Regions from separate parts of the Mus musculus genome. Here all the other regions are linked to region 1. A link is a loop called in an ENCODE intact Hi-C map of the cell type or tissue named here. Cell type or tissue: heart. All regions are shown on one strand. Region 1 overlaps Heg1 (heart development protein with EGF-like domains 1). Region 2 holds the start of Zfp148 (zinc finger protein 148). Region 3 holds the start of Heg1 (heart development protein with EGF-like domains 1).

Region 1 (5,000 bases):
GCGTTAGAGCCCTGTGCAATAGTGTAGTCCTTCTAAGCAATTTGCCTAGCTTGGTTGGTTTGTTTCTTTTTTTGGACAAGTATCTCCATAGGATACACTGGGCCATGACACACCTGACCCCAACTAGCAGTGAAGAATTAAATGACCATCAGAGAAAGCATTAGCATGGGCTTTCTTAAGATGGCATTCTGCTCATACCTAGGTAAAAGGTTAATATGGCAGTAATAATAAATCATTGCTATATTAATGTGGCATTCAAACCCACAAACCGTTTGGCACCATTCCACAGCTGACTCCATCTTCCCAAGTCAGAGGGCTCTGAAGGCAGGTGGATCTACCTGGGATGAGATGCTGAGGTCCTCTGCTCCATTAAAGGGAATCTCGAGCTTCGCTGTCAGGGAGGCGGACACAACATGTTGTGTTGCTCAGAGGCTTTCTGCTTTCCGTGGGCACAAGGCAAACAGGAGGCACAGAGCTCTAATGTGTTCCCAACAAAAGACCTCTTGACCCCCCCACCCCACCCCCATCATGTAATTTCCCACAGAGTCTTTTTGAGGAAGGACCTTTGCGGCAGGTCAACTCATCATTGTAGATTCTGAGGAGCCTGTAGTCAGACCTGGGGAGCTAAGAGGAGCTGAGCTTTGTCAGCTAACTTGTTCACTATGCAGAGTCCAAATAAACAGCTGCCTGGGTTTTTGTTTTTGAAACCCTGGGTCTTAGAAGGGATCTTCTCCTTTGAAGATGTTTTGTTTTCGAGGATGCTGCTCTGAACATTTCCTGCTGAGATTTCCCTACTAATCCACTATCTGCCCTGGGGAACAACAGAAAGATATTTAGGAGGGGGGCGGGGATACAAAGGCCGCACTGCTTTGAGTCAAACTGCCTGCTGATACCTTGGTGGCGATAGAAACTACCTATTTTATCCTGAAAATAGGAAATTGTTTCTTGGCTCAAGGATTTTGTCTGACAACCGGGTTCTTCATTTCAGCTAAACGTGTGTTTTTCAACATTGCCCGGTTATATCCGAACTACAGCCCATGTGTCTAGGTGAGAAACAGAATTTCTTTTGCTTATGATCTGATCTGTGGAATTGGGGGGGGGTGTGTGTGTGTGTGTGTGAAGTGGTACTGTTCCCAAATGAGTGATCAAAATAAAGCCAGTCTCTGTTTTACAGCCAATACACCGGGTAACCCAAGACCACGGTCTCTGGGCCTTTATACTCTCCTATTTTTTCTGTGGAGAATGGCAGTAACATGTACTTTGCAAGCTACCTGGAACCCACATGTCATTTCAAGTCAGTTAAGGCCTTGCTAACTTTGCCCACAGGGAGCCCAGTACAGTTTTCATCTCACTGAAAACCACCTTTGCCCTGGCCTCCAATGTGACACTGTTTGACCTGGCAGACAGGATCCAGAAATATGTCAACTCCTGCAGGTCCTCTGCTGAAGTCTGCCAGCTCTTGGGGTCTCAGAGGCGGGTCTTTCGAGGTAAGATGGGAGTCCTCTAGGGGGGGAAACCTGCTCTTGCAGGTAGGCATAGACTTAGAGATGGGAGGTTTGGGGACTCAGGCCCAGAAAAGCTCCTTCACAGAGCTTGTCTTTAGAAGTTATAAGCACAAGCCTTCATGACACTCAGTGCACACATCTGTCTACACATGGCCTTTTACAGCATCAGCTCCTTGGTATCTGGCTCCTTCTTTTCTTCTATACAGTGCCAGGGTGAGAGGAAGATATTACAGGAGCTGAAGGAACCAAAAGCTGTTACTCCCGCTTCCTGGGGAGACAGAAAGTGACATATAGAGTCTGTCAAGTTGCCAATGATCCAACAATCTTTATATGGTGATGACTAAGAAAAAACAAAGAGCTATGCTCATGCAGTATTACCTATCTTTTGTTTGTTTTCTATCATAAAACCATAGAATGACTAAGAGGGAGCATGGCAGGATGCTCCCAGGAGTGCCGTAATGACAGGACTCTCCCTTCCTTTGTTCTTGTTTGGTCGGAGGCTCTTGCCCTGTGTTGGGGTAAGGCCAATGAGAAAGGTGACTCAGGACAAGTCTGGAAGACAGACTTGCGTCTTTCAGGGATAGTTTTATAGCTGGGAGAAGAACACTTTGCTGGAATGAGAACCGCCCCTAGACACAGTGGGCTAGTCCCTCTTGGTGATCAAAGTGTACTCTGGTTAGCTCATTGGACCAGTGGTTGAGGTCTGGCAAAGGAAGGAGAGCTTAGGCTAAGTCTCCCCCATCTGGCATCCAGATGTTAGACATAAATTGAAGGTATCAGGTTTTGGTGCCATATCCGCTGGTTAGTCTAGGCCATTCCCAGTGGGTCAGGATGTTGTAACTGCTGGTCCAGAGCTTTCCTCGAGTGAACAGTTGCACTGCAGAGCTTGGGAGCTGATGCTTTCACCCTGAGATAGGCTCTGGGGGGCTGGCTACTTAGTAACTGGGGGGAAATGAGCTGAACATAACAGAGTTGGAGTGTTTTTGTTCAAAGTTCATGCCCTGTTCTAGGGTGCTGGATACTTTGAGGCTCTCTGGTTGTATGGTTTTGTTTCTCATGCCCAGGGCTCCAGGGTACTATTTTTCCTCCCAGTGAGGTAGGCACCCTTCAGTTTGCTAACCATTTCTAGACTGCATTTGGCGTGGTCAGCATTGGACCAAGGTACTTTTCTGTTGCCAGCTTGTGCATCTGTGCTTTGCAGATCAAGTTGGCAAGATTGTGTGGATGCGCAAGAGCCTGCCCTAGCAGGAGTGCTCGCTCACCCAGCTGCTTTGCTTGGACTGCCCCCATGTGGCCTATAGAAAGACTCTTGTCCCCATGAGGAGGCCATCCTCACTGTGTTCCCTTCCAGTCCCTTGAGCATAAAGACAGCCATGCCTAGTAGCCAAAATTGGACTCACATCTGTTTTTCCTCCAGATCTTCTCTAGGTTTTGCCAAAGGATCCAGCTCTGGCTCTTGGTAATTTTTCTGGAGCTAGAGAGGAGGCTAGACCAGCAGGTGCTGCACACCTTTGGGTTTCTAGCATCCGGGCAGCACTAGGATGCTCTGGACATTGCCGCTGGCGAGAAGGGCTTTGTCCCCTCAGTTCAGAGAATGTCCATCTCCCTCCTTTCAAAGCCCTTTAGTCCTCATGGTCTCCTGGGATTTAGAGACTTTGGAAATCCCCCCTCATGGCCTCAGCCTTGGCTTACTGAGTACTCATTGTCTATCTTGACGGATGTTATGCCCAGGAAAGACCATGGGAACGGTGAATGCAGAAGACTCACATCACCAAGGATCGATTTAAGTGAGATTCTGCATGGTCCTTTTGGGTGGCTTTATGAGACACGTTCATTGAGAAAGCCACTCCTCATTGGAGGGGCGGGGCCTGCCCTCCCTGTTCAAGCAGAAATCTGGCAGCAGGCAGGAACTGGTTGCTTTTGGCAATGAATATTCGTTAGCAGCCTAGATCAGTGGGCAGGATGGAAGGAGAACTTAACATTGACTTCCAGAAAATACCCAATCAGAGTGGGATTTCCCAGCCTAGGATGGCCTGGATACTCCTTATACTTGGAGGTGTTTTTCTCTGCTAAGTCTCATTGACTGGCAAAGCCTTCAGAGAAGTCAGATGTGAGGTGCCGGAAGCTGAGTTCCTCCCTGGTGCCAGCTTTGCAAAGTTTGCCTGGTGAGATTTTTCCGTTTAAACATTTCCCCTTAAATACAAACTTTTTTTTAAAAACAATAAACAAAGGAGCCCAGATTTAACATGTCAGCTTCCACTGATAAAGGCAGGAAATTCAATTCAGCACTGGGAAATGAAGCTGTGCCCTAATTCACCCGGCTAGACAGTCAGTCTCAGTTCTCGGGACCCTCAAGAGGGATGGATGCTGGGAATTCCACACGGGGCCCATCAAGCCCTGGTGTCAGCTCCCATCACCAGAATTTGCCCAGGCAAGGGTTAATTTTGCAGAATTAACAGGCACCTTCTGAAGAGCCTGGGGCCTTTTCTTTGACAATGCCTACAAAATTAGCACCCAATTTTCATTGTACAATGCTCAGACTCTTCCCATCCCCCTGCCACTCTCCTCCTGGGTTCAACTTGCTTTTGACCCCCCAACAGCAGAAGCACACATCTGCCATGTGAGGATAAGTTATTAGCCGCTGTCATGTTGGTTTCATAGTTCTGTTCTCCCTGTGCGCCCACTGACGTGTATCTTGGGTGGTAAAATGTACTCTTCATTATCTTGGCCGTATTAAAACCTCCCAGAGGACTATGTGCCCAGCAGTGAATGCTTTTTGATACGAATAAGCTGATTCTTTATCAACCATGAGATGAATAAAGCCCCCAAATGAACACAAAACCAGCCTTAAAACTGGGTTCTTTCCTCGTCTGCCTGTTTCTCCTGGTGATGGTGTAGCGACTGATCAGGCCAGTAGGACTTCCCCACCCCCACCCCCACCCCCACCCCCACCCCCACCCCAGCACATGCTCACCTACTGGTCTCTGTGCTGCAGATCCAGTGCTGAATAAACCTTCCTAACACTGTAGTGGGGAGACAAACAGACAGACAGACAGACAGACAGACAGACAGCTTCCTGCCAACCCTGGGGAATCAGATTACCATACAAACCTCGTTCTATAATAAGCCTCCAAAAGGCAACACACTGAGAGCAAAGCAAGCTGCCTTACCACAGAGTGGTCCTGGGCCCCTAGGACACAGAGCCCGGACATGTTTCCACTTGAGACTGGTCTGACTGTATTGGTTGGTTTGGGTCCAAGCTCCTGACTTCCTAAGAACATGGTCACATTTTCTGGGTTTGTTCCAGCCCCACCCCCCACCTCCCTTACTCCCAGTCCTTAAACGTGAAGGTACAGAATACACCAGGCTGCATTTGTAGGTTGGGCAGCGCCCTTTCCTTCCTCAGTTTGGTTTCTCCATAGGGAATGCTTGTGAATATTTATTTACTGGCGGTGACCAGGGAACAAGAGGTAGAGACTGTGTAGGGCCTCAGAG
Region 2 (5,000 bases), 360 kb before region 1:
CCAGACTCTCCTCAAACTCATGTATGTCCACTTGCCTTTACTTCCTAAATGCTGGGATTAAAGATGTGCACTACCACAAACTGGTAAGGAGTGGTTCTGTCCTCACTGTGGGGACAGACCTGTGCTCCTACATAGGATGGAGGTAAACTCTAAACACACATGAGGATGCACATGCCGGGTGTGGTGGCACATGCCCTTAATCCCAGCACTCGGGAGGCAGAGGCAGGCTGATTTCTGAGTTCGAGGCCAGCCTGGTCTACAAAGTGAGTTCCAGGACAGCCAGGGCCACATAGAGAAACCCTGTCTTGAAAAACCAAAAACCAAACCAAACCAAACCAAACCCCTGGAGGATGCACATGGGTTCAAAGGTCACAGATACTGCCCGGTTTTGTGGGCACTACGTAACAGGCTCCTGCCAATCTGCTGCTGTTGATGGCTCTCCATAGTTTTATATCACACCATTGGGAGAAGCTGGGTGAAGAGATAAAGGAGTTGTTTTGCCCTGTATTTGTAACTTCGTATAAGTGTACAGTCATTTTAAAAATTTATCATTAGGGGTGCCCCTGTGGATGTTAAGAGGACAACTTTGGGGCTGGAGAGATGGCTCAGTGGTTAAGAGAACCTACTGCTCTTCCGAAGGTCCTGAGTTCAAATCCCAGCAACCACATGGTGGCTCACAACCATCTGTAATGAAATCTGATGCCCTCTTCTGGTGCATCTGAAGACAGCTACAGTGAACTTAGACATAATAATAAATAAATCTTTAAAAAAAAAAAAGAGAACAACTTTGTGGAATTGATTCTCTCCATCTACTTTTAGTGTGAGTTGAGCTCAGGTTGCTATCTTGTGAAGCAAGTGCGGTCACCTGCTGAACCCCCTTGCTGATCCTTCATTTGTTTTAAAGAGTTATTTTTATTCATGGTGTGTGCTTGTGCATATTATCTGCCATGTGTGTGCAGGTGCTCTGGAAACTTGGGCCCTCTGAAAGAGCAGCAAGTGCTTTGAAATGCTGAGCCATCTCAGACAGGGTTTCTCTGTGAAGCCCTGGCTGTCCTGGAACTTGCTCTGTAGACCAGGCTGGACTCTAACTCAAGTGATACCCCTGCCTCTGCCTCCTGAGTGCTGGGATTAACGTCACTACCTTATGGCTGTCTCTCATTGTTTTAAAGTGGGTGAGTGGAAGAAATTTAAGATGGAAAGGAAGCAAGCTGCGTGGCCAAGACTGGTATTGGAAGGTAAGCAGCAGCAGTCTGGATAAAAAAAATGGACCAGCAAGAATTTCAAGAGCCTTCAATCACTCTTACTTTGAAGGCATGGTCAGTAGTCTTCTCCACTCTGCCCATTTTAGATGGTTGTTTCTTCCTTGTCTTAATTCTCTTCAGAAACAAAGAGATGTATTCCTAGTGGCAACCCTATTCATCTTAGTCCACTGGGTGTGACCCTAGGCTTTTAGCTCTTTCTAGTTATTAGCTTTACCACAGCTTAAACCTAAAAGTTAGCTTCTTGGCTGCCAGAGGGTTTTTTTTTTCTTCTCTTCCCTTTTTAAAAATACATCTGAATTTGATGTCACTGCAGTTGCTAGAAGTTGCCAGAAGGCTGTCCTCCAGCTAACTGTCCCTTGCTCTAGCTTGTATCACGGTTTTGTTACAATTAGCATTCAGAATATGCACTGTCATCTTATTAAAATTTATATTTTTTTAGTGGAGAAGGTTCAAGTAGAGTTTATTGTGAGGCTGTGGGCTCATCCCTGCTTTTCTTAGTTAACTGTGTTTGAATTCAGCTGAACTTCTGAGCCTCAGCTACTTCAAAAGGCGTCGCGGTTTACTAAGGTTAACGCCTGAGGGAATATTAACCTTGCAGACAGTAATCTAATTCAGTGTCATCACAAGTGCATAATGCGGGAGTTTGGAGTTTGGCCAAAAAGCCTATTCAAATGAACATTCAAGGGGTGGGGAGGTGGGTGTGGACAAGGAGAGAATTCCAGAAATGGTTATGTAGATATTTTAATGTCCTTTCCCTCTCACCTCAAAGGTTATGTTTAAGTATTGCAGAGAGGTGCTAAAATAAAGCCTTGAGATTGTGAAACAGAAATCCTAACGAAGGTGCTCCATCTCTCAGGAAGTTCCCAATAACCCGATCGACATTCACTGGGCACATTAAGTTAGCTGACCTTGTACTACTGTGTGGGCACAAAGGTCATTAACTGTAAGCCCTCCCTTTGTATAGGCAACTAAAGGGCCTTGGTGTTAAATGAGGGCGCTCCTAAGAAACCAGGATTTAGTGAAGGTCGTCGAAGGGCTGCCAAAAGATGGCTCAACTAAGCAATCTTAGGTATGCAGAGATTATAACCAAGTCTTTGCTGACATGCAGACCGTGGTTTGGGCCAACGAAGTCCTGACTGGGATCTCTTGCTTTTTCTCGGTGCCCACATCCTGCATCGCGGTTTGCAGACTCCAACCAGGTTTTCTAGTTTCAAGGGTGCAGGGTAGCATCTTCCGGAAAAAGAGGAGAGGCTAGGTAAGAGAATAAAAGAAAGATCCAAGAAATCCTGGCTAAACCCTTCATCGACGTTCCCGCCCCTTCCACTTCCCAGGGCCTGGGCCGCTATTTAATCCCCATTTTTCACTTCTCGGGGTGCCAGGCACGCACCCAGCCTCAAGGGGAGGACGTCCCTCTCAGTGGCTTTCCCAGCTCCCATCAATTTCAAAGCGTTTTCCTCTCAGGCCCATCAGGGGGACCCCCAGAGCGGGGCCCAGCTTTCCCGGCCACGCCGCGCTGCTGACACGCAGGCGCCAGAATCAAAGCCACGCTTGGTCTCGCAGCCAGGTCTCCGCGCCAAGCGAGGGCCGGCGGCCCGGAGCGCTTCCTGTGTGCGATGCTTCCCATAATGCACCGCGCCGGCAGCGGCGGCGACCGCGGCGACGCTCTAGCCGCGCCATGTCTGCCTCTCGACTGCTCTGGGAGGAGGAAGAGAAGGAGGAAGAGGAGGAGGAGGAGGAGGGGGAGGAAGAGGAGAAAGGCGCAGGGGTGGGAGCTGTCGCCGGAGCTGCCACAGCAAAAGTTCTCTCCCCTCCCCCTCGCCCTCCTCGTCGGGCCCGTGGGAAGGTCGGAGCCGCCGCCGCCTGCAGTCAGTGACCGCGCGCCTCGGCGCCAGCCCCGCGGTAAACGCTCGGCCTGGCAGGCCTGGGCCCGGGAGGGCGGGGGAGGGGAGGGGGCGGCGCGCGGTCGGGGGGGGGGGAGCGCGGCGACGACGGTGTGACCCGCAGGAGCGGCGGGCCGGCCGGCCGGGGGGCGGCCCGGGAGGCGGCGGGCGCAGGCCGCGGGGAGCGCGGGGCTGGGGACGCGAGGATGGTGGGTCGGGGCTTGGAGAACGGAGAATGACGGGGGCGGCGGAGGCGAGAGAGCGGGCGGCCTCCGAGGCCTGCGGCCGGTGTCGGGTAGGAAGGTGGGATGCACGCGGGGAGGCCTCGGGGTGCCAGGCTGTGGGCGACGAGGCCGGCCAGACCCTGGGGTTCTCCGCCGTCTTGGTGCAGTGCTTTCTGCACCGCAGGCCTCGGTCGCCGCTGCTGCCTCGGTGTGCTCGTTGGCTGCAGGGAAGGGCAGGGGCTGGTGAAAAGGGGATTGCTTGCAGGAAGCCGAGTAGGAGTGCGAAAGGGGAGAAAGGGGCCGGAGGGGAAGATGCCGGATAGGTGGAGGAATGCCGGGGGTGGCTGTGGAGCAGTCTTGAGGATTCTGAGGGTGTTCATTGTGCAGATACGTTAGGTGTTTCATTATGGAAAGAACCGAAGCGTTTCCAAGGCAAGGGGAAGAAGGCTAGAGTAGTTTCTACGGATAGAAGGAAGAGCGTTTGAAGCCAGAGGAGTGCTAAATATTGGAAAAGAAGCAGAGAATGCATAATAGAATAGACAGATGTAGCATAATTATCAAATGCTGGCCCAAGGTCTAAAGAGTTATTCCAGATGGGCCAGAGTGGCCTAGTTCGGAACCTGTTTGGGCTCTTCAGTAGATGACATCCGGTAAGTGTGGGTCCCCGCTTGGTTGGGGGTCATTGAGAATTTAGTCACTTAGCCTGTAGATTGGTTTGAGACATTTTAGTGCCGCACTAGTGAACTGAAAAATCTTTGAAAGAGACCTTGAGAAACCGCCTGGCTTCTGGGCATTCTTGAGGCCACGGAGTTGAGAATTTTAGCAGATTTGGAGTATTGTCTGTTACCGGAGGGTGGATGAACACCGTCCTGGAAGACGGTGGAATAGGAATTAACGTGGCCTGGCGGTGTTCTTCTTCACTGCCTAGCTTATATGGTACCACCAGAAGAGCTGGTGCCGTATTTCAGCCTAGGTTGCAGGACATAGATTGTAATTGTCCGGGTCAAGAGTTGGTGCATTCTAGTCTGGTCTTTGAAGGCTCCATTTGTCTAGTTCTATACTTCGGGTTGGCGGGAGATCCTTTTCCATTCACAGTTCCGGGTGTACTCTTTCACGGAGGCATGATGTTATTAAAGAAAATAACATCTGCAAGCAAAATGTAGGCAGAGCATCTAGAATATCTGTTATCTTAGCTTATAAGGAGGTCAGGAGTGGTTGTAATGCCTAAGGAAATCTGAAGTGACAGGATGAGTCGAGGTCTCATGAGGAGGGACAGTCCCTATGTTAGGAAACCAAGTTCTGCACTCCCTGAATGCACAGTAGACCACATTTTTCAAGAAGGAACACTGGGTGAGAACAGAGTCTTGTCCTTTTTGTTTTGTTTTGCTTTTTTTTTTTGAGACAGGGTTTCTCTGTAGTTCTGGCTGTTCTGGAACTTGCTGTTGTATACCAGGCTGGCCCGGAACTCAGAAATCCACCTTCCTGTGCCTCCTTAAAGGCACAGCCCGGCTAGAACAATGTGTTAAATTCTATTTGGATAGTGGTCACCTTTTGTTATTAAGAGAAATTACATAATGTGTTGTGGTATCATTTCAACTGAAGGGAAGACGAGTATGTTAAATGTGACAGATCTT
Region 3 (5,000 bases), 56 kb before region 1:
TGTATTTCCAGGCTCCTGAAGAAGAAGTGACACTACTGTTAGTACCAAACCCTAAAAGGCAGAGACTGTAGGATTGCTGGGAGCCTTCCTCACACACCTGTCTGCCAGAAAGATCCATTTCCCTTCCCATAAAACTATGTCAGTCCCTAATAGCTGTTATGAATATCAAAGCCCCCACACTAGCTGTGGTGGTTTCAATATGCTTGGCCCAGAGTGGTACTATCAGGAGGTGTGGCCTTGTTGGAGGAAGTGTGTCACTGTGGGTGTGGGCAGTGAGACCCTCCTCCTAACCACATGGGATCAGGTCTTTTCCTAGTGGCCCTCAGATGCAGATGTAGAACTCTCAGCATCATCACTGCCTGGATGCTGGCATGCTCCTGCCTTGAACCTGTAACCCAGCCTCAATGAAATGTTGTCCTTTATAAGAGTTGCCTTGGTCATGGTGTCTGTTCACGCAGTAAAACCCTAACTAAGCACCAGTCTCCTGGTCCTTCTCACCTCTCCCTCTACTATATGACCTCCCACACTGTTCTACCACCCCACCCCCACCCACCCCTCCACCTGTTCTTTATAAAGGATGGATTTTCCTACTTTTGCTTCACTCTCTCATCTTCTCTCCCCACTTTTTTTTCTCTGCTCCCAAGAGCTATCCCTGCCCAGAGCTGATTCTCTTCTTGTACTTTCTGTCCCTGAGAGGCAGCCATGGCTACTTTAGACTTCCTGAGTGCCTCTGGTTATTCTTTCATACTTACAACAAACCTTTCTTTCAGATGCACCCATAAAGTGCTCCAGTCTGATGGTTTCACTGGGCCCTGGCTTATGTGTCCTTAAGGCACCTGCTTTAATAGCCTTGCCCCTGAACCTTAAAACACTGGGATAGAACACTTCTTATCAATCATCTAGGACAATGTGTTTTATAGATGAAATAATTAAGGACTAGGTCACAGTTAAAGAAATCAGGGAAAAAAGATTCTAGGAGCAAGCTGGCAGCTGTTTGCAAGTTCCTGACGCAAGTATAGCCTCCCTGATAATCCCTCTTGCTTTGTCCTAGGAGATGGAAAGGTATTAAGACCCAGCAACATCTTTGCAGCCCTTCATCCACCAGTTAGGCTGGCAGTTCCTCTGGAAGTTCAGGTAGAAGGTAGAAAGACAGATCTGTGATACTTAAAGGGAGGGGCAGGAGGCAGGTGTGATGCCCTTGGGCACCGGAGGCAAAGGCAAGATTCCCAAGCGAGCTTTCTGAATACACACGAGAAGCCCAGACAGGCCTTTAAACCCTTAAGCCTTCCTGTTTGCCTGAAAGCATGTCCTGGCCTTTAACTAGTCCTCCTTTCTGTTCAAGGGAGGAAGCTATGGTGACCAGAACCTCAGAGCACAGTGTACTGAGCTTAGCCAGATGGGACTGGGCTGCTGTGTAGTCCTGCTTGTTAACAGGGGAGCTGTGTCAGGAGGTGGGGCCATGCTTGGATTGTTGTTGTTTGAGAAAGAAAGAGGACTGAGCATTTCATGTGAGACCTGAAAAGTTAGGTTTCATTTGTGGTTCTATAAACCCTAACCCAAACCAATTCTCCACTCTTGGCTCATTTGTCTAAGGTAAACTTGTTTATACGGAGCATCCTTTGTGTCCTGCCAAGTGACTCACTTGTACCGAGTCACCAGAAAATGGGTCTAGGCCCATCTACCGATGCGCTGGACGTTATGATCTGATCGTTCCCCTGGAGGCGGGTCATGGAGGCTTGGAGACAGAGAGAGGCAGAGACATGGGGAAAGAGACAAGCCTGTCTCCTGAACATTTGGTAAACAGACAAAGAACCCTAGCACATCTGAGAGCATCCCAAGGGATCTGTGGTTTTCAGTTTGGATGAGATATTGTCTGAATTATTGACAACTCTAAGCTATGAGGTAAGCACGAAGCCACATGGTCATTCAATGAGAAATCCTTTAGTTGTTGGTTCTCTTAGCAACTCTTAAGCAAGTTATTTCCCCCTATTTTGAGCTGCTCATTCTTTACTTACAAAGAAAAGAGATTTGGGTCTTAAAATCTGGACATTGTATCATTTGTCTCCTAGGAAGGGAGGGAATAGGGACACACACAGAATTTTACTTACCAAGCAAATTTATTGACACTCTGTCTTGGAACATCTCCCCTAAAGGTTTCTTTTTAACTTCTGTGTGGGCTGCTTTTTTTTTTTTTTTTTTTTTTATGTTTAATTTGCAAATTGCTGTCCTTTTCCTGGCTATGGGTTTTCCCTTGCCCCAGACTCGGTTCAGTTTTCTCTTCCCTCTGGCCTCTTTGGGTGTCTCAGCAGTGACATCTTTGAAGAACTATGGTGTAAGCCAAAGATAGCGTGGGAAGGAAATCAGGCTTCTGAGCCTTCAAGAAGATGAGGGTTCCCGCCCTGGCTAAAGCAAATCTTCTCACCAATTCTGGGGACCCAAAAGGGCGGCAGTGGGTTGGGGCCTCTTCAGATCCTTAAGGGCAATGCAGGTCCACGTATGGAACAGGGTCTAGGATTCACTTCTCTGTCTTTTGAAAGCTCTCTGTATACTCACTCACCTGATGTCAATTACACCGCCAGAATCTACTTTTCACAGACCTACTGTGTGGCTAAGGAACTGGGAAAGTGCCCCCCACCCCAATTTCATTTCTCCAAAAGCCAAAGCGATACTCCAGGGTGTGGGCCCTGTAACAAAAGTCGCAGGGGGCTCCATGAGTTCACCCGGGGGTTCCGTGAACTCACCCGGGAGACCGAGACCGCCCCCGCCCTCTTCCTGCCCTCTCCCCGCCCCCGGGCCCCCGCGCGGGGCGGGTGATGTCAACCGAGGAGGAGCCGCCCGCCCCGCGACCCGCCCGGGCTGATTGGCGTGTGGCAGCACCAGGGCTGCCTCCGCCCTCCCGCGGCTCCCACAACTTTTGCGGCTGAGAGCGCGCTCGCACCCCGCTCCGCTCGCCGCCGCCCTCGGCCCGGCGCCCGGCATGTGAGCGCGGGCGGCCGCCGCCACCATGGCCACGCCGCGCGCCCCGCGGTGGCCGCCACCGTCGCTGCTGCTGCTGCTGCTGCTACCGCTGCTGCTGCTGCCGCCCGCTGCCCCCGGGGCGCGGGGCTCCCTTCCCTCCCCGGCCCATCGAACACTCCTCCCGGTCGCGGGACCGCTTTCGCCGCCTGGCGCCGGACATACGGCCCCCGGACCCGGCGTCGCGACCCGGCGGGGACGTTCCGGCCGTGTCCCCAGAGGCGTGAGCGCGGGTGAGTGAGAGTCTCCAGCGAGGGTCAGGGGGCGTGGGCGCTTCGCGGCTGCCCCATCCCGGCCGAGGCTCCGTGGACCCTCGTGGGTGGAACCCTGAGGGTGGCCCAGGACGGAGAAACGCTGTCCCTGGCCACTGGAATATAAAATGTTCACATGCATTCCCTCCCTGTGCTTTGGAAGAAAACTCTCTCCTGGATTAGCCCACACCCTTCTCACTTTTACAAAACGAAGACCCCAAAGAGCCTCTCACCTCGTGGGGAGTGGTAACTTCTGGCTGTTGTCCCTCGGTTTCAGCCCCCAACCCCCAGATTTAGAACTGGTCTCTCCTGGTCTAAAGCCTGACTTTCCAGTATAAGTAAATAACGGATTTCGGAGTTTGGAATGCTTCTAGTACTTAGGACTTCATAAAGGACAAAGAGTGCGCTTTAAAACAAAGCTACCCAGTTAACCTTAGGAGCAGGGTTACTTGGGATGGGGCTGGGGGCGCTGCAAGGTCAAACCCCTGGAAGCCACTGACTGGCTCTGGACTGTCCTGGGCCCTTTCCTCCCCCAGCCAGCTGCTTGCTGTGCAGGCAGGCACTGCCTGTCCTGGTCACAGAATGGGGACTCAGCTCCTGTGCCTGCCTCCTTTGTTTCTAGTTCCTTTTTCTGTTGGAAGAAAATGCCACGGCCTGGGTGGGATTCTAATGTAACCCCCACACGACCTTGGCTGTGTCTCATCTTTGGCTCTCAGTTTCCCCATCTGTGGAATGGAGGGGCCCCATTCCTCCCTGCCTCCAAGTGACAAGAGGTGACAAAATGAAAGTAAAAATAGTAGAAAGTGCTGTGAACCAAACCAGCCTAGGTGATGTTAGCCATTTGTCCTCCCGTAAGAGGCAGAGGGCACACATCGGGCTCTGTTGTTGCCACACTGGGACTGCCAAGATTTTGTCCAGTTTCCACTTCTTGTCTGTCTGTCTGTCTGTCTGTCCATCTTACATGTTTTACAAACTTTCTCCCAACTTGCTCATCCTTAGAACATAGAGGTACTACTTCCTAGAATTGAATAAGAGAAACTTTTCTACCCTCATAAAGCCTCATTTGAACCATAATCTCCCCTCCGCAGACTGCCTTAGCCTTGTGAACTTCTGAGTCACTGGTCCAAGACAGGGAAACTGAGGAAGGGTGAATAAAGGGAGGGAAAGCTGTGCTGAAGGTCTTTACAGACATGCTGTGCAGCCCCAACTTCCATAATCTTGATGACTGATTTTCAGAGAAAGGAATTGAGAACTTTGAAGACATTTACTGTTCTAGATACAGTTGTGTGTAAGGAACTGATAACTCAGATGGCCACCTGGGAACCCAAGGCAGGTGCCACTAACTGGTACTCAGGCTGAAGGCTCCATCTTGTGAGGGGCTATGAAGGGAGCAGGGATGCTGGGCTCCAGCTTGAGGCTGGCACAGGAATCTCCTTCCAATGGCAGAGCCTGTTCCAGGCTCACACAGGTGTGAGTGTAGCATCAGGCTATAGTAGCACCTGAGTTAGGGGAGATAAGGTAAGAATAGGGGCCTTATGAGAGCCGGGCCTTCACAGCCATGGTGCTAGAACTGCTCTGTTCTGTTCGTTTGGGGAAAAGCAGGATAGAGGCAAAGGAAGAACCCAGGAAGGAACAAGAATAATCCAGACTTTCTTTTAAGGTTTCCTGATCTCTATTGCTCTAAGGCCCAGTCTGGGGCAGGGGTGTTTAAAAGGTAAAGTTAGAAGAGGTGCA

What was found. Hi-C counts contacts between places; a loop is a spot of excess contacts. Peaks named below come from ENCODE experiments on the same cell type or tissue, not always from the same donor. Only the 100,000 strongest peaks of a DNase experiment are listed, where the experiment ranks them.
Region 2: it touches region 1 in a loop (2.5-fold over the local background); 10 of 42 quality-filtered maps call a loop at or near these places.
Region 3: it touches region 1 in a loop (2.5-fold over the local background); 7 of 42 quality-filtered maps call a loop at or near these places.

Annotation. Positions count from the first base shown.
Region 1 is chr16:33,737,237-33,742,236 of GRCm38, forward strand. It overlaps Heg1 (heart development protein with EGF-like domains 1), which reads left to right. Exons shown (of 15, transcript NM_175256.5): 8 at 989-1,047; 9 at 1,327-1,487. Among named protein-coding and RNA genes, the nearest start is that of Muc13, 55 kb to the right of the region's middle. In heart, a CTCF peak has its summit at 2,792 (motif pointing left); DNase peaks (open chromatin) are centred at 2,775, 3,365 and 4,755; H3K27ac peaks cover 1,137 bases.
Region 2 is chr16:33,377,867-33,382,866 of GRCm38, forward strand. Zfp148 (zinc finger protein 148) reads left to right here and starts at 2,909. Exons shown (of 9, transcript NM_011749.4): 1 at 2,909-3,161. It overlaps 1700007L15Rik (RIKEN cDNA 1700007L15 gene), which reads right to left and starts at 2,870. Exons shown (of 2, transcript NR_045709.1): 1 at 2,650-2,870; 2 at 1,988-2,513. In heart, CTCF peaks have their summits at 711 (motif pointing left) and 2,756; DNase peaks (open chromatin) are centred at 2,945 and 3,445; H3K4me3 peaks cover 3,152 bases; H3K27ac peaks cover 2,969 bases.
Region 3 is chr16:33,681,608-33,686,607 of GRCm38, forward strand. It overlaps Heg1 (heart development protein with EGF-like domains 1), which reads left to right and starts at 2,859. Exons shown (of 15, transcript NM_175256.5): 1 at 2,859-3,248. The coding sequence starts at 3,005. In heart, a CTCF peak has its summit at 3,103; DNase peaks (open chromatin) are centred at 1,284, 1,744, 2,814, 3,854 and 1 weaker place; H3K4me3 peaks cover 2,747 bases; H3K27ac peaks cover 2,708 bases.